Linked DNA regions of Homo sapiens: regions 2, 3, 4 and 5 are each linked to region 1. Evidence: chromatin loops called from intact Hi-C (ENCODE). Cell type or tissue: PC-3. All regions are shown on one strand.

Region 1 (5,000 bases):
GTCCAGAGACAGCTGGAGAAAGTTGGGGAAGTCTCTGTCTTGTGGGTCAGCTTCTCCTGGCTAGTTCCTAAAACTGGGAACAGTTCCAGGAACAAGCTGCAGCTGAGGACACAGAGAACAGAACTGAGAACAGAAACCAGGGACAGTTGGGAGACATAGCTGTGGGCAAATCTAGACCCTTGTGGATGAAAGTTGGCTGGACCTGGTGTCATTGGGCAATGACCACAGGAAGGAACAGATAAACAAGAAACATTGCATGGTCTTAAAGACACAGGAAAAGCCTCAAAATCGAAATAAAGAGCAAGATGATTTCTGTGAGTAGGCCTGTGGGAAGTGGAGAAGGAGGGTGGCTCTGGAGAAATCTCAGATACTGAAAATATCTGTTTTTGTTATATTACTAAGAGCCACATCAAATATGACATGGTTTTTGAACCACTTCTATACCTTCATTAATTAGTTGTGTTTTTGTTCATTCATAAAGCACTGGTTTATCATAAATGAATTAATTCTAAGCATCATTCCTTTTAATCCTCTAAAATAATCAAGTTTTATTGTATACAGTCTTAATTACAAAGTCCAGATGAGGTCACAGAATAGAAACTTTTCACATTAAATATTTCTCCCCCACAGAACACATTGTTTTCTCAGTCTACTGGAGTGGAGAGGAACAGATATAAATTATGTCAAAAGAAAACAAAATGTCTCCCTTAAAAGGGATTAGAAAACTAGAAGGAAGACTTAGAGTTCTGCAAACAGTGGATGTGTGGTTGATGTTATTCATGAAGGATGATAAAGTTAGGGATAATGGAATAAAATGAGGCAAATTGAAGTTAACCTTAGCCCTGAAAATAAAGATCTAAAATATGAACAGTTTATGAAGATATTTATTAGTCCACTCATCTTCTGATCTATAGATCAAAACCAGTGACTTCCTATTCATAAATTACTGCTTGGGAGTTAGTTGGGCAATTTTGGAAGGTTTTCAACTCCCAGGTCATTTGAGAGCTATTAATGTAAGAGCTACTTTGCTAACTGGTACCCTAAGGAGCTTGTAAGAATTAAGAGAGACAGAAGTGACTTCTGCACTTGGAGAATTTGGCCAAGAATAAGACAAATAGGAAATGGGATAGATCCTTTTGTGATTCAGGCAAGTCAAAAGGAGAGTTGAGATTTACATGCCCTTCTTCAGCGATTCTCAATCCCAGTAAATTGCAAGAGAGACAGAAGAGCCCTTATCTTGATTAGTGTCTCCATTCCCCTGTAGCCCTCTAGCAACTTCCTTTGAGACAAACTTATCATTGAGGATTCAGCGAGCAATTGCATTCCCATGTGTTTAATTTGTCATTAGAATATCACTATGTATCTTTCATAGTGCAACATTTATAATATTTTAGTAGAGTATTATAATTAAAATAATCTGACTTGATTGCACAAACTTTATTCTGGCTAAAAGATGCTGTCCCTGACACAATTTTTGTTAAAAATTTAATACTTATTTTTCAATGGAAAAGACTGGTTTCTTGTTACAGCCACAGTGTATTAGTTCACTTGATGATCAGCTGATATAATGCCCCATCACTCCTCCATCCAGTAAGATGGAATTCATATTTTGAACTAACTTCTGTCCTACACCTCAAGTCAGAGCATGCTGATCAAGCCATAGCAGTGCTTCTCCCACACTGGGCAGAAATTCTCTTTTTATTTATGTTTATATACAAAGTACATGCAAGGCATCAACACAGAGAATAGGGTAAGTATGCAATAGGTGTTTGTTGAGTGACTAAATGATGCTTATCATTTCTGACACTCAATACATGGAAATACTCTGCAAAGCCTACACAAAGCATGGCTTTAAATCACTTGTTTAGAAAATATATACAAAAATTTTACCATGTTGTTTTTCATTAAACCAGTTTAATCTCTCTTGTCACATTTCATAATGTAACTTGAATTGTTATATGATGTATTACTAGATAATTATTCCCTTTAAAGCCCTGAGTGTTAGGATTATCAAATGATCGATTCAGTAAGGCGATTGCTGCCTTAGACAAATTTTCAGCATTTCAGGAGGATATTACTAAAATTAGGCCTTCTTAACAGCTAAAGTTCCACTGATTCCTATGTGCTAGGGTGCCCTACAATTGTCCTAAACCCTCTGTAAATTTTGCCTATGTGAAAAGCAGAAGTGGTCTTTGGAACATAAAGAGCCTTTGTAACACGTTTTCATTACACTGGAAATTAACTGTTCCTGAATGCTAGATTTCTTAAACAAAGAAAGTCTTTGATATTGGGGCACCTTCTTATTTCAAAACTTGCCATGGGACAATATGCTGGCTATCTCAGGGTCTGGGTCAAGAAAAATGTGAAAAAGTCTGGGCCATTTCAACGTCTTTTTTGGCTATAGACAACCTCACTTGCATCTAACATACCAGTGATTTTAAGAACTTTGGAGGTGAATTACATTATTCTGTATAAAATATTTTTGTCAGAGGTTTGAACAATGACACTGACAGTGCAATAATTAGGGAGGAAGGAATCTCGAGGAACCCTCTAGTCTATCCCTCCTTTGGAGCAGTCCAGAACCTTACAAATTACTCTCCATAAATAAGGATTCGGGCTGAAATTTAGAGACCTGCAGACCAGAAAAACTGTGGTCTACTCCAGTGGTTTCTCCCAAACTCAATTCCTCACACTGCAATTTCTATGTTATGTGGAAAAGTTATCGTTAGCACGTTGATAGTCTATTAGATGGTAGCATTATTTGAAATATGAGCTATTCACAGGCAATTTTACTTTTTCACTATAATCACCTCAGATCAGATTTTGAATGAGCCTTTCTTTTTTGCTGGGATTAGAGAAGAAAATGCTTTTAGCTGAAGCTTCCCTTCTCCTCCCCCTCACCTAGGGCAATCCAGCTCAATCTGGACAAAACTCAGCTATGCTGAATGATTTGCCACAGGTGTATTCCCCCAAAAGAATGTGCAGTCTCCAAACCTCCAAATGACTGGTGTCATTTGGACACATCTCCATTGGGTGGCAGTACATGTTCAGAACAACCTAACATGGTTACTTTAGCACATTATTCCTGAAATAAAATCTGCTCTTTATTTTCTTAAATTCTAATAACAATCTTCCTTATCAAGTGACAAATCTTCCAATTCAGTGACCATGTAGTTGATAAAAGATGAATATAAATTAAACTGTTTTCCAATGTTTATTTTAATTAATGGTTGTAGAATCTATATATTTTTTGTTCACTATTATATCACTGATATCTAGTTCAGTCCTTGCCAAATAGTAAGCATTAATGATAGCATTTAAAACATAACTTTATGCCAATATAAAATCTAAAGACAAATTCTGAATTCAGAAAAATAATTTTTCTTCTCTATTCAACCTACTGACTAGGGTTTCAGCGTAAGCTATCCCATACTTGGTAATCTAAACCGTATTAAACTCAGTCATTATTTTTATCTGGCATAGTTTAGAGACATGTGCAATATCTTGTTTTTAATACAATATAGGTGGCAGTCGTTCAAGTTACCATGTACCATTAAATCATGTATATGGTCATGCAATCAATTTTCTATTTCTTACAGCATTTGTATTCCACAATAAAGAAGAAGAAAACTAGAACTAGTGAAGTGAAAGCAGCCAGTCATGATGATCTTAGGGGTTTTGATTCCTGTTAATCTCTGTTTTGATGTTTATTTTTATTGAAGATGCTTTTTAAACTAGTTTATTGAGCTAGGGCGCATTTTGGAAAGGGTTTTTGGCTATGGACAAATACCATCTGTATTAAAGTAAACTTGGAATTATTTGTAAGAAAAAAGATTATTAGTACAAACCAAAAGCAGAAAAAGATCCCAAAATGAGTCCTTGGAGAAAGCCAAGAAGAATATACAGGTTTGTTGAAAACATTTACAGCAAGTGGATATTTCAACTAAATAATCGTCATTTAAAATCTATTATTCCACAGTGGTAGTTGTAAGGTAAACTGCCTCACTATTACTTAAATGATTCTTAAGGATTTTAATAGAAAATTACAGTTCATTAAAAAGAAGCTGAGTGGAAATAAACATACATATTATTTTAACATACATACTCATATTTTAAAAGTTTATGTTCATGTGTAAGTAGACATTTTTACACATCATATGAAGGAAAATATAAGATTATTTCTTTGCTATAATTGTAAAAGCTATAATCAAATAGATTTTCAGAGATTTTTTTAAAAGTTTCTTTCAATTTTGCCAGTTAAAGGCAAATTAAACCACAAGTACAAGTTAAATCATGGAGCACTAGATGAGCAACATACCTAGTTTCTTTCTTTTCTTTTATTTCTTTTCTTTTCCTTTCTTTCCTTTCTTTCTTTCTCTGTTTCTCTCCTTTCTCTTCTTCCTTTCCTTTCCTTTCCTTTCCTTTCCTTTCCTTTCCTTTCCTTTCCTTTCCTTTCCTTTCCTTTCCCCTTTCCTTTCCTTTCCTTTCCTTTCCTTTCCTTTCCTTTCCTTTCCTTTCCTTTCCTTTCCTTTCCTTTCCTGTTTCACTCTTGTTGCCCATGGTGCAGTGCAATGGCGTGATCTTGGCTCTTTGCAACCTCCACCTCCCGGGTTCAAGTGATTCTCCTGCCTCAGCCTCCTGAGTAGCTGGGATTATAGGCATGCACCACCATGCCTGGCTACTTTTGTATTTTTAGTAGAAACAGGGTTTCACCATGTTGGTCAGTCTGGTCTCAAACTCCTGAACTCAGGTGATCGGCCCTCCTCAGCCTCCCAAAGAGTTGGGATTACAGGCATGAACCACCGTGACCGGCCCTATTTTACATTTATAGAAGTACAATCAGCATTGAATGCAATGTAAAGAAAGTTAAATTTTAGTTTTCCTTGGCCATTACTTGAGGAAACCAACCAACGATACTGTTTACCAAAGGAGTGTGACATACACAATCCATCAGACAAGAATATAACCCATCCGTTGGTAATAGAACATATAGTATTTTT
Region 2 (5,000 bases), 200 kb after region 1:
TATCAAAAAATATTTTCCGTTTCTCTCGTATGCCCTACTGTTGCCTGTACAGAGATGTGGAAATTGCTCATCATTCGTTTACGTATCTATTGCTCATTGACTAAAAGCTCCTCCAGAGTAGGGTGCATGTTTTACTCATCTTTGTCCCCGGTAACAATAATCTTTGATGACTAAATAACATATGAAATGATGCTTGAACTGAGATATCAAATGCAAACAGGAAATGGGTTAAAAAATAAAAAGAAGGAGGTGGCATCTTGCAACTGCAGGTAACCAGGTTTCAGAGACATGACAGGCTGCTGTACATTCAAGGAATTGCAAGCAATTCAGAGAGGCTGGGACTTCCAGGTTCATGGGGAATGGAGGAAAATGGGGCTGGGATGTTGACCAGGTTTGCAAGCTTCATGAACAAGTTTTGACTTCATGAACAAGTTTTGACCAAAGGCAATGGGAAGCTGTTAAAAATTTTAAGCAATACTCATCAGATCGGAAGTACGTCTTCTAAAGTACATTCTAATAGTCACGTGCTGATGGATTGTAGTGATACAGCTCCATCTCAGGGAAAGACTTCAGGGACTCTTGGGAATACAAGTAAAAATGGACCAATCAAGTCACTTCTGACCCAGACCACAGCCCCATCCTTGGGCACAACTTAGTACAGCTCCAATGGTGAAAACCCCTTCAGAGTGACATAGGCCACTTGCTGCGAATTCCTATTTCTTAAGAACCAGCATCTGCATCAGAATACCACAATTTTATTTTCTCACAAGCTTCTTGATCTGTCCTCACAAAAACATTTAGATTTCTTTTTTTTTTTTTTGAGATGTAGTTTCACTCTTGTTGTCCAGGCTGGAGTCAATGGTGCGATCTCACCTCACTGCAATCTCTGCCTCCCAGGTTCAAGCAATTCTCCTGCCTCAGCCTCCTGAGTAGCTGGAATTACAGGCATGCACCACCACACCCAGTTAATTTTGTATTTTTGGTAGAGACGAGGTTTCTCCATGTTGGTCAGATTGGTCTCAAACTCCCGAATTCAGGTGATCCGCCCACCTTGGCCTCCCAAAGTACTGGGATTACAGGTGTGAGGCACTGCGCCCAGCCAACATTTAGATTTTAATTAATTAAATTTTCCTTCCAACGTAGTATTTTTCTAAGAGCCTACTCCATTGAGGTCTTGGAAGACCAGGCCATTTAGCCTCCACTCCTGGAAAGGCCTTGCTCTTTCTATTCCCACTTTCCTTGAGGCACAAAAGCAAACACATATGGACAAGGAGAGCAAAACTAGTAATGTTCACTGGAGTGTGTGAAACTGTTAGGGTAGTCATCACTGCATGAAATATGGCCTTTCCCATCCAAGTTTCCACTCCAATAGAGAAATGAGGTTGGATTGTAGTTTACATTGTCCTTCACTTGGTGCAGTTTTCTCCATTCTGACATTTTTATAAATTTAAAACAAAGAATCTTTGGGCTTTCCTGATACTGACACCAAATTCTGCCTGTAATTATGTCCACATTCACCAACTAAGTCACTGTTCTCTATATGAGTAAGTCACCAGCTATAACTATATTGAGGAAAGAACCCCCAATCTAGCATCATACCCAGCCCTACCAGGCCTGTGTAAGCTTGAATACTTCTTGATGTAGCCCTCAGCCTCAGCTTTCTCATTTGTAAAAAGAAAAAGGAGGATAGATGTTAATTCTAAATGATGGCCTTTAGCAACCCTTCTGACTCTTCGATGCTTTGATAAATGCCCAAATGAAACCTGAGATACAAAATAGCACATGCCATTGCATGTGAGCAAAAGAGATTTCCACGTTCATCAAAGTATCCTCCTCACCATCCTCAAGGTTGATCTTAGGTTCAGAAAGGCTACAGACTCATCAGAAGGCAAACCACAATAACAAAAGAAAGTTCTCCTAAAAACCGGTATGCCATTGTTTCCTTTTTAGTTAAAGTAATGGGGCAGAAATATTTTTCTCTTTTCATTGTCTTTATTTACATTTGCTTTGTTCTACATTTTCTATTTTTAAATAGATAATACAAACTCCAAAAGGTTGTTCAGTGAAATTAATGTAAATCACCCTTCCTTCTTTCTCCCTCCCTTTACCCTAGCCACCCAGTTTATCTCCCCTGAGGCCACCACTGTTCCTTGTCAGAATTACTTTTGCTACTAGATATCATCAGAACTATTTTTTATTAATGCAAAAATAATTCCTAGTTGCATTAACATTGCCTTCATTTAAGCAGGTGATTATAGTAAACATATAAGGCATGTGGGCCTATTTGTTTGCTCTAGCTCCTGCTTAACTATTTCCTTTGGCTTGAGTGCCTTGAGGTAAATCTAAGGTCAACGTCTAGCTGAGTCAATGTACAATGGTGACACAGCAACACATTTAAGACATCTGGTAAGCAGGGAAGCCAGGCAGAAAGAGTTAAGAATGGAAATTTCAAAATCATTCTTCACTCTACCCACAGTTCTTTAGAATGAGAGGCACCTGCTTGAAATACATGAACTTTAATAAGAGCCTCTGACTCAGAAAGTTCTACCTCCCTAAAGAACTTGGGGGACCCAAGTGTAAGTCTGTAGAAATCACTCGGAACCTTCCAATGAAGAAATTGACTTTAAGGGAAGCTCAGTTAGTTTTTACCGGTTTGCAAGAACTCTGTGGACCACAATTTAATGTTAAACACAGCACAAAAAAAGACTGTTCTGTCTTAGCAGAGACCAATCAAGAGCCAAAGCCTATGGAGGACCAATCAACAGCAAGGGAGGTGCAGGAATTCCAGCAGAAAGGACAATAAAACTGGCTTACATAATTTAAAGAGAGTGTGTTGCATCCCTTAGCACCTACTCACTAACAGTGTTAATGACATCCCTTCAGGGAAAGAATTTTCTACCTAAGAAGAAACATAAAAATTGAACTTTACAGATGAAGCCAAAGATGACACAATGTAATGCAAGGAAACAAGCCTTCAAAAGCTTGCATTGTTAATATTTTGGCATTGTTTTTCTGATGGGCTGAAACACATTATGAATAAAACAAGTCTAGATGATGCAAGAGAATGCAACTGATCAAACGCAAATTTCAAGTCTTGTTTGTTTCCATTACATCCACAGTGCCAGTTTTAGAGGTTACTTTTCAGTCTTTATTAGGGCAACCTGAAGACATTAGACTTCCTATTGCAGTGGTTTATAACAAAACCTCTTCTAATGGATATTAGCATTAGATATTAAAGAGAAGATAATAAGAAAACATGAGATTTAATTATGAGATCCAAAGATGTTTGCATAATTTAAGTTTTATTGACTCCAAGTGTTGAACTGAATAACATTTGATATGATCCAAACACAAACAACCTAACCAGTGCATTGCAGATCATCAACATCAAGTTATCTTGTTCTTTAACGAGTTCTCCAAGTTCTCTAAGGAGCTGATATATTTTTCCTATTCTCTTTTCCCTAATTATGTTTCCCCAGGGTTGTTCTCATGCACAAGAATCATGCGGAAAGAATCTTCCTAGCTTTCCCTCCCACGAGAATTATGTACACTTGACTTGGCACAGAACAGACCTGAAGTAAAACCCTGACATGGCCCTAACACCTTTGAAATTTAGAAGCTTTAAGATATACTAACCTGAGTTACTAAAGATCCTAAAGAAATTTAGCTCAATTGAGCCCTATTGATAGATGTAATAATTGTTGGCTCTTCTAAACATTGAGCCATTATTTCTAGAAAGTTATTTTGAACTTTGCAATTTTTTTTGTTAAATGATTTATAGAGGTCAACTTAATTAACCTCTAGACTGGCTTCATTGATGTACACAATCTTTAGTCCAGGAGAACTTAAATGTGAATACCATTATAGATAAGTGGCTTAAAAATTTTTCTACCATGTTACTGGTACAAAAACAGACACATAGACCAATAGAACAGAATAGAGATATCAGAAATAAGACCTCACATCTACAACCATCTGATCTTCAACAAACTTGACAAAAACAAGCAATGGGGAAAGGATTCCCTATTTACTAAATGGTGACGGGAAAACTGGCTAGCTATATGCGGAAGATCAAAACTGGACCCCTTCCTTACACCTTTTACAAAAATTAACTCAAGATGAATTAAAGACTTAAATATAAAATCCAAAACTATAAAAATCCTAGAAGAAAATTTAGACAATACCATTCAGGACATAGGCACGGGCAAAGATTTCAACAGAAAAACAAAAACAAAAACAAAAGCCAAAATTGGCAAATGGGATCTAATTAAACTAAAGAGCTTCTGCACAGCAAAAGAAACTATCATCAGAGTGAACAGACAACCTAAGAATGGAGAAAAATGTTGCAATCTATTCATCTGACATAGATTTAATATCCAGAAGGAACTTAAACAAGTTTACAAGAAAAAAACAAACAACCCCATTAAAAAGCGGGCAAAGTACATGAACAGACACTTCTCAAAAGAAGACATTATGCAGCCAACAAACATATGAATAAAAGCTCAACATCACTGATCATTAGAAAAATGCATATCAAAACCACAATGAGATACAGTCTCACGCCAGTCAGAATGGCAATTGTTAAAACGTCAACAAACAACAGATGCTGGCAAGGCTGTGGAGAAATAGGAACACTTTTACACTGTTGGTGGGCATGTAATTTAGTTCAATCATTATGTAAGACAGTGTGGTGATTCCTCAAAGACCTAGAATCAGAAATACCATTTGACTCAGCAATCCCATTGCTGGGTATATACCCAAAGGAATACAAATCTTTCTATTATAAAAATACATGCATGCACCGTTCACAATAGCAAAGACATGGAATCAACCCAAACGCCCATCAATGATAGACTGGATAAAGAAAATGTGGTACATATACACCATGGAATACTATGAAGTAATAAAAAGGAATAAGAGCTTGTCCTTTGCAGAAACATGGATGCAGCTGAAAGCCATTATCCTCAGCAACGTTACACAGGAACAGAAAACCAAACACC
Region 3 (5,000 bases), 1.0 Mb after region 1:
TATTGCATACAATATTAAAAACCTTTCTCATTAAACTGCACTGTGGCATTAGATCAAAGAATCAAGGGCCTCCTATTGAACTCCTTTAAATATTACAAACATAAGAGCAAGTCTGGCTGTGCATAAAATAGAAACAAAGCCAATTTTTTTTGTCCACCCTCATCCTATAGCTGGCTGGAGAGAAACATTGCTTGAGAAATCTATTGTAAGTCAAACACGAAGAAACTTTACTTCTCGCAAATATTTAACAGGCATAAATGAATACTAGTCTCTAGAATTTCACTTTGACAGAAATTTTTCAGTAAATATGTTACTCCTTCAAAACTTTAAGCTACTCTTTCAAAAAGTATCACTCAACAGCATCACTTCAATTGCAAATCATAGAGGCAGTGGTTTCATCCTCACCACCCTGTGATCCAAACTTCTCAAGGAAACAAAGTTCTTACTACACGGGGGTGTTATTCCACTGTGTACTTCTAAAGTAACTTTGACTCATGTGCTTCTTGGCTGGCTTATATTGTCTATCAGTATCTGATGGAAGAACATAACTAACAAATATCTTATAAATTTGTTATTACTATACTTATCTCTGTTTGCTGGGAGACACTGCATATGTTATATCCCAAATTTCCACATACTCAGCATAAGCTATGCGCAAATTCCCACCAGCACATTTTATTTTATAGCAGTTATAATAGTTGTCTCTATATTATGGGTATATGTATATGTATGTGTACACACACACACACACACACCTAATTAAATCCCCAAAATGTACTAATCATTCCATGGAGGGTGAGTAAAAAAATATAACAGAAAAATCTGTTGGGAATTACATGCTGTAACTAAGTGCTTCAGCTAGCACAGGTTGTGGCTTATGCTGCAAATTTCTAGTTTATACAGTAGTTAAGAGAATGTATATACCTTAGACCCGTACAAGTTAAGCATAAAATGATAACTGAAACAGAACCCATCTACTTAGACTACCCAGATGTTTTATCTCTTTCTATTCTACCTGCTAATGCCTTTAAAGACAATAGAGAACAAAAAACATTAACATTACATTTTAGTTTTTTAAATAGTTTAAGGTAAAAACAAAAGCCAGATTAAGTCTCTAATCAATCATTTTACAATTCTAGATAGAAATTAGGTAAAGAAATAGGAAAACGAGATAAACAGTTAAGCCACAGTTTTCTTAAAATTCAGTTCGATTTAAAAGGAAGATTTATCCTCCCAAAGTATTTTGTAAAACAAAATATATTTATCTTTTCCAATGGAATTTTAGTAAGACAATGCTTTTCTTTTTTTTTTTTTTTAAAAAGGGAGAAAACACTACCAATTTCACCTCCCATCCTATATGAAATCTTCCCTAAAAATATCTTAAAATAAGAGAAGTTCAGGAAATATACCAATTGCAAATTTACTGTGAAAGATTCCATTTTAAATGATGATCACAGATCGTTAGTTATATTTAGCCTAGAGAGTTAATTATTATAATCTGAATCACAAAGACAAACAGAAGAGCAGCCTATTTTTCTGTAATGCATGTTCCTAAGGGACCTGCAAAAAACTAATATAAGAAGGTAAACCACCCTTCCCTAAGGATAGCGTTATTCCCTGACTTTCCAAATAAAAACTGTAGAGATATTAGCTTTCTTCATCTACAAGTTAGTTGTATATGCCAAGATATCTTAGCAGAGTTCAAAAGTATTCCATTTGCAAGGCATACATGTAGACCTGTAGGGGTAAAAAGAAATAAACATGTTCATAGAAATGTACATCTCAGATGATTCACCGTAACGATCAGATGTTACCCTCGGTAGAATTAGAGGAAAAAACACTGATGCAAAGTTTAAGTGAGAAATTATAATCATTATTGTTAACCATTTTATATATTTATATAGCCATTTTACAAATATAATTAAAAATCGGTATGTCATTCTCTATGTTGGACTAAATTACGACTAAGAATTTGTTGTCTACCAGTAATGGCTTTCTTTCAGGCTGTGGCTATAATTCTGTTAAGTTTAAAAGGGGGAAAAAAAATCACCCAAACATTGCTTAATGTAACTAATCAAGCATTTTCAAAATTAAGACTGGGAATGAAATGTTAGGCAGTATTTGCAGGGATTAAAAAATGTTGTAGTAGAACAGTACTGCCATCTACCGACAACTTTTACCAGTGCCTAGGGAGTGTTTCCAAGAGCAACCTCCCATTTATTTGTGTCTGACCCAAGGAAGACTTCAGAGAGACACTGTTCAAGTAACCAGAAAGAAGTAACATTCAGATTGGCCACGGTTTTACCTCTGACTTTTAAAGACTTAATATTTTCTCTCTTTCTATTCAAAAAGAGCATGGTTTTTTTAAAAAATTTTGAGTTGTTAAAATATAGTGACCCACACAATGAATACTTCCTAGTAACTAACATCCAGCCGAGAAGACGGCTATGCCTATTGCTACAGAATGCTCATGCTCCTACAGACAAATCTCCTTCAATGCAGTAATACACTGTATCCCGTATCCCCGATGCAGAATTAGATTCACTATATCCTCTAATGACAAAAGCAGATCACAAAATTTCATAAGCAAGATTGGATGTATTTATGTGTATGTCAATCATAAAGCATCCATATTACCACCCAGGAATCACTTTATTTGGGGTCACTGTGGGTCCAAGTCTGGCACTGGATTCCCGCGGTAGCATAAAAACCCCTTAGGGTTTAGTTGGTGGGGAAGTCGTGGGGCACACTGACATCCCAGATTTGACAGAACTCAGTAAAATTCTATACATACCAAAGACGGCAATGGCATCACCAGCAGGAAGAGCCATTGCACACCTTCTATAATGCTCAAGATACCAAGTAGATGCTTTACACAAGTTCTATCAGTTTTGTAACTTAAAAGTAGATGTTGAGTGGGGAAATATGCAATATAAAGACTCTTTAACCTATGTGATGGAGCAGCTGAAGAGCACAGCTAGTCTTCTAATTTTGTACATGGATGCTGCATCCCATTAATAATGTAAAATATATATATAATTTTGGTCTATGGATTTTAACGTTTTACGGAAAAACTGCTACTGCTGTTTTTTTTTTTTTTAAGACAGTAATCTGAAAACAGGTTACAGACAGAAAACATGTAAATGACAGATTTTAAAAAGGATTTAGTCGGCACTAACATAGCCCTTTTAGGCCACATAATTGAAGAACTCCAAGGAACCACAAAATAAACTGAAAACCCCAGACATAAAGAGATCCACTTATTAATTAAAAGCAGCTCTCTTTCGCTATTAAAATAAGGTTGGCCATGCATACTTTATTGCTGTCACAGTCTCACATGAGGCAGTATTCAAAACACATAAAAGTAAAGTTGAATAGTTCTCTATGTAGGGAATGGAGTTAAGTCATGTCTGCTTGCACAAAACTGTTTTGCAAAGCAGCCATATATAGAAGATCAGGGTGGAAGAAAAAAAAGACTAAAATGCATCAAATCTCAAATTCAATGCCTTTCTTTGGTAGGGACAGTGAGGTGTGCTATGGACAACATGAGTTGAATCAAGAAAGGCCTAAAACTTTCCTTGTTTTAAAACTAGAACTAGAAATCAAGACAATCACTGCAAAGAAAGAGACAGGGAACTAATTAAATAAATTACATACTAATTAAATACAAGTTATTTGGGAACTTTTTTTGTAAGTCTAGGTTTTGTTTTTAAACACAAAAAGTCTGTATCATACTGGTTTATCTGTGAGAAGAGGCACTGGTCACAAAAAAGAGAGACGGAGAAAGAAAGGGGGAAAAAGAAAAGAAACAGAATGACAACAGTAACTACCAATATTTCAAAATGTGGTTTTTAAGAATTTCCAAAAATCACACTTCCAAAAATCACAGAAATGTTGTGGCTAAAAAGTTCATTCCTGATACTAACTGTTCTTTAAAAGCCATGGGCAACCATATGGCAAAATCTAGAACTAAAATGAAAAGGACAAAATGTGTCCTTCCATATTTAATATTCATTTCTTGAAATGGATAATCTAGTGGTATCTTGAAGGAATAAACATATTTCTTTGCAATGACTTGCTGAATGTCAGAGCATAACAAGATTATTTACAGTCTTTAAGAAAAGTATGGAAACAAGAAATTCCTATAACAGATTATTTAAAAAAAACACTACCACCTTATTTTATGGGTTACTAATAATCATGTAACTCTTTCAACTGTAGGGTAACTGCCATACAATTACAATGCCTAGTTATTTATGTCTCACAGATTATATAGTACTAAAGAAAGTTACCTGTTACCATATGTAGACACTTGTGGTTGGCAGATGTGGAAAATACTTTACCATAAAGATCAAAATTGGCTTAAAAATTGACCTAGCATATGAACGTGATTTATTTATCTCCACTCCCCTCCCCCACCTCTGTTTTGTTTGCTTTTCCTGTGGATGAAAGAAGGAAAAATAGAAACTTCTAAAGAGATATACAGCTTTCCAGAGTCAATGGTTTAATCTAAGTGGAGTCAGCTACTGAACTTTATTCAGCTGGTTTCTCCCCAGAGCACGTCTTCACCGAAGTTTCTGTTTGACCTGTTTCATTTCCTTGGAAAATTCTGGCATTAAATGCAGCTATTACTGGTCTTAAGTTAGAAACATTCTTCTTGCTTGATTTTTTAAATATGATAATCACCTTAATTTTTTAATATAATAAGCACCTTCACACTCATCCTATGTTTCATGGTACTAAGAGACCTTCGGACGCCGCATGCTAGTTCCACTTTCCTACAAGTTTGTTTACTAGTGAAATTAAACAGTCAATCCCATTTATCTCTGAAATCAGCAGTGTCCCCTAGCAAGAGATAAGAGACAATGTGTGTTGTATAATTTACTGGGAACTAATTCATGGTGACCAATAAATTGTGCAGTCCTCCTAAAGCACCCCCTTTGCCGTGGTGAGATCCGCAGTGCCGACTCTCGTCCTGGCACTAAGATAGATAAGTCCTA
Region 4 (5,000 bases), 80 kb after region 1:
GACTTTGATTTCCTTATCTATAAAATTAAAAGCAACAATTGAATTTGTTTAAAGATTTTTTGAAACACTTAAATCAGTCGATTACTGACCTTGGTGAAAACTGTTAGGGTCATCTAGTTGTTTTAACAAAACATCCCAAATTCAGAGGCTTACCACAAGAGTTTATTCTGTGATCATTATGTGACCAAATCCAGTGAGCCTGCTCCCGGAAGCTTTCTTCCATGTCTACATTGAGGAACTGAGGTTTCTTACATCTTGTGGCTCTTTCATTCCCTACACCTTGGATTCCTCTGCACCTGATCCACAAAAGAAAAAGGACAATCACTTAGTAAAAAACCTTTCATAGAAATGGCACACCTTATGTTTACTCAATTACAGCAGATTATATTATCCCACCTAGCTGCAAAGGGGACAGAGAGATGTAGTTCCTAGCTGTGCTGTCACTTTTCAGTGACAATGCTACATTACGGAAGGTGGAACACAAGTTTCGGCAGACAATCCCACAAACACCATCCTAATTAGAGCCAGTGATTCTGTGTAACCGTGGGAAAAGAAGTAATGGTGTTGGGAAAATTCAGTGAGTACCAGCATACTCGTATGGCTCCTATATTCAAGCAACACCCCATGGCACAGTTGATGGAATAGTTCATTTGCCAGGAAATATTAAGTTTTATTAATAAACTGTGGAAAGTCAGAATTTGAGCTAATATCTGCCCTACTACAGAATCTGACAGGGTCCTATGCTCTGCAGCATTTTATCCATCCAAAAGAGTCCTACCATTTCCAGTAGCAAGGTGCATTGACTCTATTTCCATCTTAAATCTGAAACCATTTCAGCCAGCTCTCTCCAGACTTCTGGCAATTATGTCTTATAAATTTCCCTGCTTAAGACTGGCTACATAATCTGTTGGTCCCAGTGAAAAATGAAAACCCAAGGCGCCTTGGTCAAAAAACAGGAAAAAGTTGCCATTAAAAGTACTAAAATATCAAGCTTTTTCCTTTCTTCTAGTGATCCCTCTCTGTCATGTTTTTTATTTGCTATCTAATGCCATCCTAAGTCAAGAAAAATTAAAATTTTAAGTTAATAACATAAATTTTACCGTTCACCTTCATATTGTGCCATGCCAATTTTAAATGTAAATATAAGAGCATTTAACTGGTAGGAGATCTCCAAAATTTCCCAGTTCATATTTACTGGCTCAACCCTGCAGGCCCTCTGAGCTGACCAGAAAGGGAAAATGCATATCAAACTCAGGAAGGTTGGAAGCAAGAAGAGAGAACTCCCCAAAACACAGAACCAATCCCTGGAGCAGTCCAAGCCACAGGTATACTTGCCAGAGAGAGTAGACGTCCTCCACCCTACTTCCACCCCTCACTACAAAGCCCTGGCTGGGGACCCAGTCCAGAGACATGGGGCATGTAGTGTGCTATCTCAGGTCCCACCAGCCACCCTTGGAGAAGTCGAGTTAGGCATCTCCCCTTCCCACTGGCCCAGCTCAGGGCAGACAGGTGAGTCCAAGAATCTTTAAACCTTTCCACCCAGAATCGCTCAGTCCCTAGATCAGGGTAGGCAATAGGCTGAATGCATGAGGTTCACCAGTGCTGGAAAGGCTGCCACCGGAGCTGCCTCCAGTTGCCACCAGCCTCCCACCCTGTCCTCCTGTATGTCCAGCCCAAGCCTCCCCCATTCTCCCACCCCCACTCCATGTCCCATCATATTTCACCTATACAACGCAAATTCAGGAATAAGATTATTAAGAATTTCAGGACTGCAATAGAAAAACATGAGGTCCTTCTGAGCATGGGCCTTGCACAGTCCTGCTGGCCACAAGCCCCATAAAGCCAGCCCGACCTCTACTTCAAATGAATCAGTCTTGAGGAATGATGTGTCTTTCCTCCAGCCAGGATGTAAATAAACCCTGAGACTCCACATGAACAAGCCTTGCCAAGGAGTCTCACTCAAAGAAACAGTCCTGTAAAATAACCATGAGTAATGAAAAATAATTCTATTATTTGCTTGTGTTATGCAAAGAGAATTTAACTCACAACTCAAAGCAATAATTTTTCAACTCCTAGTCTTCTACTTTACAATTCTCTCTCATCCAAGCTTCTCTATAGTCGTTTATTCTTCTCTTCACTTTCCTCTTTGCAGCAAAATATGTTCTCCCTGACACCAACCCCATAAAGCTTTTGCTCTCTTCCTTCCCCTCTACACTCTCCCTCAGCTGTTGTGTAAATCAACTCAGCCACTTGGTTTTCTTTCATTTTTTCCTCTGCCTTGACTGTTACTAAGGTTCTCTGATCCAAAGGGGAGCCCAGAAACTGATGCAAAGGACAACAATCTTTCCCGCTGACAAGAGTGGGAGCAGGGCACAGACTGCACATACACATTCGGCAATGATATGTGTCCTAAGTACATGTTAATAATTTCATCACACATGTTGACTTCATTTATCCCCTAGAATAGCTCTTGATGCTGTAGCCTCTAAACAGCAGCTCTCTCTCAATGACTAGTAAAAGCCACAAGCGCTAAGTTTAAAGAAAACCTGAGGGCAGAGCTCAGCTATGGCACCTGCTAACTATGTGACACTCTTTGGGTCATTTAATCTGAGCCTTTCATTTCCTCTGTGATGTGTATAAACCAGTATTTGGGGGTAACCCTGGAAGCCTAAGGAATTGACTCTTTCTCAGTCCCATATATTAATTTATATATTAATAAGTAATATTAACTGATCTTAAGAAAATGCATTTCAAGGAAAAGAGGGCGGCCTGAATTAAAGAAAAAATGTCTTTTTGGAAGAGACACTGGGTTAGTAATAGTTCATCAAAGCTTTCTGAACTTAAGTAGAATATCTCCAAACACCACTTCCTATTTTCTATTTTCCAGTTACCTATTTGTGACTAATGGTTTGACTCTCAAACTTTCCGATTAATAGTCTGACTCCCAAATACCTTGATTCCAGGAGAGAGGCCATAACTCCCAAGTACACCGATGATAATTGATGTGTCATATTATGAATTAAAATGTTGGCATTCTGAATTCATTTGTCCCTTCACAAAGGGGATACATTGTGAGAAATGTGTTAGGTGATTTCGTGATTGTGTGTACATCATAGAGTGTATTTACACAAATTTCGAATTTACCCCCCAAAATCTTTCTTTAATAATAAGTTTTTAGCTTATTATAACTTTTTTACTTTATAAGCTTTTTAGTTTTTAATTTTTTTGACTCTTTTGTAGTAATACTTGGCTTAAAAATCACGTTGCACAGCTGTACAAAAATATTTTTTCTTTATATCCTTACTCTATAAGCTTTGTTCTAGTTTTTTTTTTGTTGTTGTTGTTGTTGTTGTTGTTTTTAACTTTTTAAACTTTTTTGTTAAAAACTAAGACACAAGCACATACATTAGCTGAGGCCTACACAGGTTCAGGGTCATCAATATGCCTGTCTTCCACCTCCATATCTTACCTACTCCTGGAAGGTCTTCAGGAGCAATAACACGCATGGAGCTGTCATCTCCTATGACAATGCCTTCTTCTGGATACCTCCTGAAGGACCTGCTTGAGGCTGTTTTACAGTTCACTTTTTTTTCTTTTTTCAATAAGTAGACAAAGTACACTCTAAAATAACAATCAAAAGCATAGTTTAGGCTGGGCATGGTGGATCCCGCCTATAACCCCCTCACTTTGGGAGGCCTAGGCAGGCGAATCACCTGAGGTCAGGACTTCAAGACCAGCCTGGCCAAAAGTGGTGAAACCCCATCTCTACTAAAAATACAAAAATTAGCCAGGCATGGTGGTTTATGCCTGTAACTCCAGCTACTCGGGAGGCTGAGGCAGGAGAATCGCTTGAACCTGGGAGGCAGAGGTTGCAGTGAGCTGAGATTGTGCCACTGCACTGCAGTCTGGGTGACAGAGCCAGATTCTGTCTCAAAAAAAAAAAAAAAACATAGTTTAGTAAATACATAAACCAGTAATATAGTTATTATCATTATCAAGTATTATGTACTGTACATTACTGTATGTGTTATAGTTTTATAGGACGGGCAGCACAGTAGGTTTGTTTACACCAGCATCATCACAAACACGTGGGTAATGCATTGCACTACGACATTAGAAAAATGGCTAGGACATCACTGGGTGATAGGAATTTTTCAGCTTCATTATAATCTTGTAGGACCACCTTCGTATATGTGCCCTGTCATTGACCAAAAGGTCATGTGGCACATGACTTTATATCGGTCTTGTGTGAATTTAGGTAGTGTGAGACCATTGCTGAAATCCTGATCATTTCAGAGTATATACAATTCTATAGGTTATTAAGTTGATAAACCAAGTATAAACCTGAAATGTAGTGACCCATTAATCAATATTTCTAACTGAACTCCACCTGATACCTTAGCAATATGCAAACCTAGATGACTAAAAGCTAACTACTAGGTTGCTGTAAAAATTAAGGAGATAATGCATGTGAAAGTCTCAAGAACAAAGTCTGACATATACAGTTGCTTCAAGTTTTTATATAATAGATTTTCTTATTTACCCAATTTACATTTGTTTGAATGTGTGATCATTAAGACTACAAGGATCATTTGTGTTTAATTTCTGCTTCTAGAGGAAGAAAAAATACTCTGTGTCTTATGCTCTAACAATGGATATGGAATCTTGTCTAAGGTTTTGATCATGTTAAGAGAAAAAAATAAAATTTCAGAACTTCTGCTAGTTTTTTGGCATATGTTTTGTTTTAGGTTAGCAAATATTCTTAAACATTTTTTGCTGTAAAATGGTAGTCACCCACATTAAAAAGTCTTTTATCTTAAAACATGCTCAACAATATGCCTGGTTAAGAGTAGGGTACAGAAAGCAAAATTACATTGCATAAAAAATTAATGAGAATTTTGGGGCTGGAGTCTAGCAGGTAGACTGGGACCAGGGACAAGAAGATGAAGGCAAGGCAAAACTTAAGGAGGGCATATAGATGGCAAAAATGTGGGAGGACA
Region 5 (5,000 bases), 260 kb after region 1:
CAAAAGATATGACCAAAAATATATAAATCTCCACTAAACACATAAAAAGAATTTCACCTATACTATATATCAGGGAAATGCAAACCAAAACAATAAAATATTTTTCATCTATCGGACATCATTTAATTTAAACAATTATTGAAATGTTACATCTTGACAAGTAGAAAGGACACTCATAGTATAAATTGATTCAATTTGACATTGTCTATCCAAACTTGAAATGTGCATACTCTTTGATCTAGTAATTCCATTTTGAAGAATCCATATGGGAAAAAAACTCAATATGTGCACAAAAGTAGAAGATTCAATAAAGCATGGTTTGTTATTGAAAAAAATTGAGAAAGCAAATGTCCATTAATAAAGAAATGGTAAATAAATAATAGTGCATCCATATGATGCAACACTGAGGCAACATCAAAAAGAATGAGGTAGACTTTTTACTCATTTTGGAAAATCTTCTACATCTAATTAAGGAGAAGAGCAAGTTAACAAATAACAAAGACATAATCCCATTTGTTTTCTTTTCTTTTTTTTTTCCAGAGGGGCCATATATGGGTATATGTGTGCAAAGTAGACTTTATTAAAGAGTACTCAGGTTGGACACAGAGGAAGGGGACATTATAGCAACTTAAATGATTTTGAGCTAAATGTTATTCTTCTCTTTATGAGTCTTAGTAGGATGTTTACACTGACTGCCTTACCTTGTGTAGTGGCCCCCAGCCCCATGCCTTCTCAGTGGTTTTTCTCGTTTCTCAGTTTTTTTTTTAAGTTAATGCGTGTATATATGAAGCTATGAAATGCAATTATCTTTTTTTAATTTTTTTCTTTCTACTGTTTTTGTTTGGTAAATTAGAAGATTTTAATTTGCCTTGCTCATCAGATTCACTCAGCTTGTCATAGTGACTGGAAATACTCAATAATGGCTACATAAATGGATGGATAGAGGAACACAAACAGGCTCCCTTTTTTTCTTAGTTGCCAGAATCTCTAAAGGTGTTTATTGAAGATGGTTTTCACACCTTAGCCACGGAGAATGAAGAGGAGGTATCTGCATTTTAATAAGGAATTATGAAAGACAGAAAGAAAGGAATTTTAGCATGGAGTTTTGTTTGCAAGACACCTTCAGTAAAATATTCACTGAATGAATGACAAATTTCTGGTGTTGGAATTGATATAAAGGAGATATTTAGGGAGATTGAGTCTTTCCAGTATCTTAAAAATAATTATTGGAACAATTCAGGAGGACATTTGTTAAAAGATTTAAAAATCACTTATAATCTATCATTCTTACTCCTTTCTTTCCTATTTTCTTTAATAAGTAATGCCTGGTTACATTTTTGTTTTAGATTCAAACCGTACAGATGTTTGAATAGATAAAAATAAAAGATAAACAACTCTTTATACCCCTATTTCCACTCCCCTCCCAGAGGAAACCATCAGCCAATTAGATGTGTGTTTTTTTCTAGTACCCCCTCTGCATCTTACAGCTATCTATGTACATGTGCTCACTTTTTATTTTTGTCCAGATCTCCAAGGGGAAGTCATACCTAAGAAAATTACTAAGAAATTGATCCAAAATTTGAAACTTATTGTTGGAAGGCTGGTATTAGGGAAATGGTGTTATGTAAATAACTCATAATAACCTAAATTCATGCATGTAGGACTCACACAATGTGAGGACTACTTACATATATCATGAACCACTACCCTCTTAGAAAACTGAGTTTTCAGTGCACTGGTCTTTCACATGCTTTTAAAAAAAAACAATATTTCATAATGGATAGGGATATATAAATGTGGAGATAAAAATTGAGATTAATCAAAAAGTCTAGAGACTTGGCAGTAGGGGAAAGAGAGAATAAGAGAGAAATTTGGAAGAAGGCAGAGAGGCATGCGTAGAGCTAGGAGACCAGTTAGGTGTCTAATAGCCAGGCAAAAGAAGGTGGTAGCTAGGGGTAGAGATGTAGGAAAGTAGACAGACCATGGGGGTATATTTGGTAAGTAAAGTAGAGGGAATTTGATGAGGAATTATGCAGGAAAGGGGAATGTCGAGGATGAAGCCTACATTCCTAGGCTCGCATGACCAAATGGATGGTGTTGACTTTTGCTGAGTCATGGAGCACTGGAAGACAAGAAATGCGGTGGAGGGCAAGCAATGGCGCTCATGAGGTCAATCCTCAATAGACTAAACGGTCTTTCAAACAGCTAACTAGAGATTCTGAATAGGAGCTCAGAACAGCCTCATAGGCTGGAAATGTAAGCACAGAAATCACTGACCTCTAGATGTATGTGAGGTGATGTCAAGTGGGACAGACAGCTGCTGAGTAGAAACAGAAATGAGTGGTGGTGTATGGGGCTCAGAAAACAATACTCCAACATGAAAGCCTTAGAAGCAGCTCTCTCTGACTTTTTCCTTCCCTCCTGCCTCTGGCCCCTCATTTTCCTTGGAGGCTAGCCACAGAAACTAGAATCCCCCTTCCCCAAGGCAGGTCATAGAAGCCAGAACCCCTTTTCTCCAAAGCCAGCCATAAAACCTAAAAACCACTCCAGGTTTTCCCCCACTTTCCTGTGTAAAAACTGGCCATAGATAAATTATCTGACTTACCCTATTTGACTGTAGGTCATAAGATCCCCATTCCAGAAAGAGCCCTGCCACATACACAGAAGAAAGAAATGCATGCTCAGAGATGTCAAGAAGAATCTAGATGAACAAGCCTTACTGGGCTTCACCATTCAGTCTGTTAGCATTAGATCATACCTGTTTTGTCCAATCGCATTTCTACACAACTATCTGTACTTTGTTGAACCTAAACACAAAAATGGACAGTTTTCTCCTGTATCTTTGAGTCTTCCTTTTGAAGGCTCCCATGTCACTTAAAACTATGATCAAATGAATTTTTACGCCTTCTCTTCTATTAATCTGCCTTTTCCCGGTGATTTTCAGTGAGCCTCCAGAGGGCAACGGGGAGGTTTTTTTTTTTTTTTTGGCCCCAACAGGGGTCAGTGACAAAAATTACCCAATTATGACAGAACCAGATCTGGTAACCATAAAGTCCACTGAGATAAGGCCCAACTGCCCTCTAGTGGAATTCAAGCCATTTTAACAGCCTGCAACAAGAAATACATTAAGCTGATTTTCACATGACTGTGAGCAGAAACGCCCGTAGGCTTTCTGTGAAGAAAAAAAGTACCTCAAGGCAAGATGCTTACCTCTCTCTACAAGGCTGTCAATAAAATTAAGTTTCTCTATTAGTGGAACTTTTAAAAATACAGTGAATCAATAACTGAGGTTTTGAAATACCTGTCTGCAGTCTCTTTTCCAAAATTCAAACATCTGAAAGTTTCTAAAAACCAAAACTTGTTTGTTTGTTTTCTAAACTCACTTGGTGGCAAAACCTAACTTGATTTGAACTCATTTGGTGGCAAAATCTGACCTGAATTTCTAATTATTGACTATGTCTGCTGGTCCAGGCCCAGATGAGAGTGTTACATAGTAAATGCACCTCATTGCCTCTTTAAAAAAATCTAAAATATCTTTTAACAAATCTCAACTCTAAAAATTCTAAGTCTCATGTGTCCCTGAGGTTTTTATTTAAAGGATCAGGCAGATTACCAATGGCAGAAGATATCATAACATTCGATTTCTTTTTTTATTTTTTTTTCTCTTGAGACGGAGTCTTGCTCTGTCACCCAGGATGGAGTTCAGTGGCACGATCTTGGCTCACTGCAACTTCCGCCTCCCAGGTTCAAGCGATTTTCATGCCTCAGCCCTCTGAGTAGCTGGGATTACAGGCACCCACCACCACTCCCACCTAATTTTTGTATTTTTAGCAGAGACAGGGTTTCACCATGTTGGCCAGACTTGTCTGGAACCCCTCACCTCAGGTGATACACCCACCTCAACCTCCCAAAGTGCTGGGAATACAGGCGTGAGCCACCGTGCCCAGCCTGAATTTTTAATCATAGGGATGTTCAAAGAAGGAAACTTACCCTGAGTCATTTAAACAAAAACATATGCAGGCTCAAGTTATCTAAGATTCAGCAGAAGTGCAACAGGGAATCAGCAAAATACACAAGTACTAAAGTTTAACTTTTCCAGGATTTGCCATTGAATGGGCTGCCACTGTCCTGATAACGTGTGTGTGTGCATCATGCTTATGAATCAGGAGGCAGGCATCGGCTGTACGTTCTTCACTCTTCCTGAGCTGTAAGCCAAGGCCACGGGTATCCATGCTTTGACATATGCAGGAAATACAAGTGCAGTGGACTCAGTAAGAACCTAAGTCCTAATCTAGTTCTCATCTTCATATAAATCTTAAAATCAGAAAAATCTAGATGAAGATTCTATACCATTTTCCCTTAAGAAATACATAATAAATAATAATAAGCATTTTCTACTAAAACCATGCCAAGGGAAAAATACTGCATGCTCTGAAGGGCCCCTCACTACTTACATGGAAAAATCTATGATAATCTCATTCCTTGTGTTTTTCCAATTGTTGCATGGCCCAGGGCCGGAAGCAAGCCAGGGCAGAAATATCATTGAAAATTTTTATTTTATCTATATGTACTAAAAACAGACTAGTTTAAAATGCAATGCACTCTCCAAAAAAGAAGTACCTTAAATTCATTTAGAATTGGAGACTTTTACATGATGTTTATTCATTCATTCAGCATATATTTATTATGTGGCTCCTAGGCACCAAGAATTGCTCTAGATACAATGAATAAGACAAAGTCCTCCTGATTCATGTATGGGGCAAAGAAGCCAGGTAGCATTATCTGCATTTTACAGATGCAGAAACAAGATTGAAAAACAATAAAGGTAGTAGGAGAAAAAGTTGCCTGCAAGCCTTCTGCCATAAGTCTCTCTCTACTGACCCATGGCCAGTGCTGTGCAGCATTCCCAGAGGCCAAGGCAGACATCAGAGATAAGGCCTAGAACATTTGCAAGGTGAGCAAAGGAGAAAGTCACAGAGTGAGCCAGAACAGATACCTCC

Evidence for each region. A loop is a pair of places that touch in the nucleus more often than their neighbours do. Peaks named below come from ENCODE experiments on the same cell type or tissue, not always from the same donor. Only the 100,000 strongest peaks of a DNase experiment are listed, where the experiment ranks them.
Region 2: a loop joins it to region 1, with 12 times the contacts of the local background. A loop is called at or near these places in 4 of 110 quality-filtered maps.
Region 3: a loop joins it to region 1, with 11 times the contacts of the local background. A loop is called at or near these places in 66 of 110 quality-filtered maps.
Region 4: a loop joins it to region 1, with 6 times the contacts of the local background. A loop is called at or near these places in 5 of 110 quality-filtered maps.
Region 5: it touches region 1 in a loop (12-fold over the local background); 32 of 110 quality-filtered maps call a loop at or near these places.

What each region holds. Positions count from the first base shown.
Region 1 is chr5:53,167,907-53,172,906 of GRCh38, forward strand. No RefSeq gene overlaps it. Among named protein-coding and RNA genes, the nearest start is that of MOCS2-DT, 61 kb to the left of the region's middle. In PC-3, a CTCF peak has its summit at 3,034; a DNase peak (open chromatin) is centred at 3,005; H3K27ac peaks cover 689 bases.
Region 2 is chr5:53,366,354-53,371,353 of GRCh38, forward strand. No RefSeq gene overlaps it. Among named protein-coding and RNA genes, the nearest start is that of FST, 110 kb to the right of the region's middle. In PC-3, no CTCF peak of the experiment used is centred here; DNase peaks (open chromatin) are centred at 138 and 2,358; H3K27ac peaks cover 3,792 bases.
Region 3 is chr5:54,215,900-54,220,899 of GRCh38, forward strand. The region is part of intron 1 of ARL15 (ARF like GTPase 15); the gene reads right to left. Among named protein-coding and RNA genes, the nearest start is that of ARL15, 92 kb to the right of the region's middle. In PC-3, a CTCF peak has its summit at 2,171 (motif pointing left); a DNase peak (open chromatin) is centred at 2,182.
Region 4 is chr5:53,247,846-53,252,845 of GRCh38, forward strand. No RefSeq gene overlaps it. Among named protein-coding and RNA genes, the nearest start is that of MOCS2-DT, 140 kb to the left of the region's middle. In PC-3, no CTCF peak of the experiment used is centred here; a DNase peak (open chromatin) is centred at 1,896; H3K27ac peaks cover 2,899 bases.
Region 5 is chr5:53,427,760-53,432,759 of GRCh38, forward strand. No RefSeq gene overlaps it. Among named protein-coding and RNA genes, the nearest start is that of FST, 50 kb to the right of the region's middle. In PC-3, a CTCF peak has its summit at 3,086 (motif pointing left); a DNase peak (open chromatin) is centred at 3,062; H3K27ac peaks cover 4,408 bases.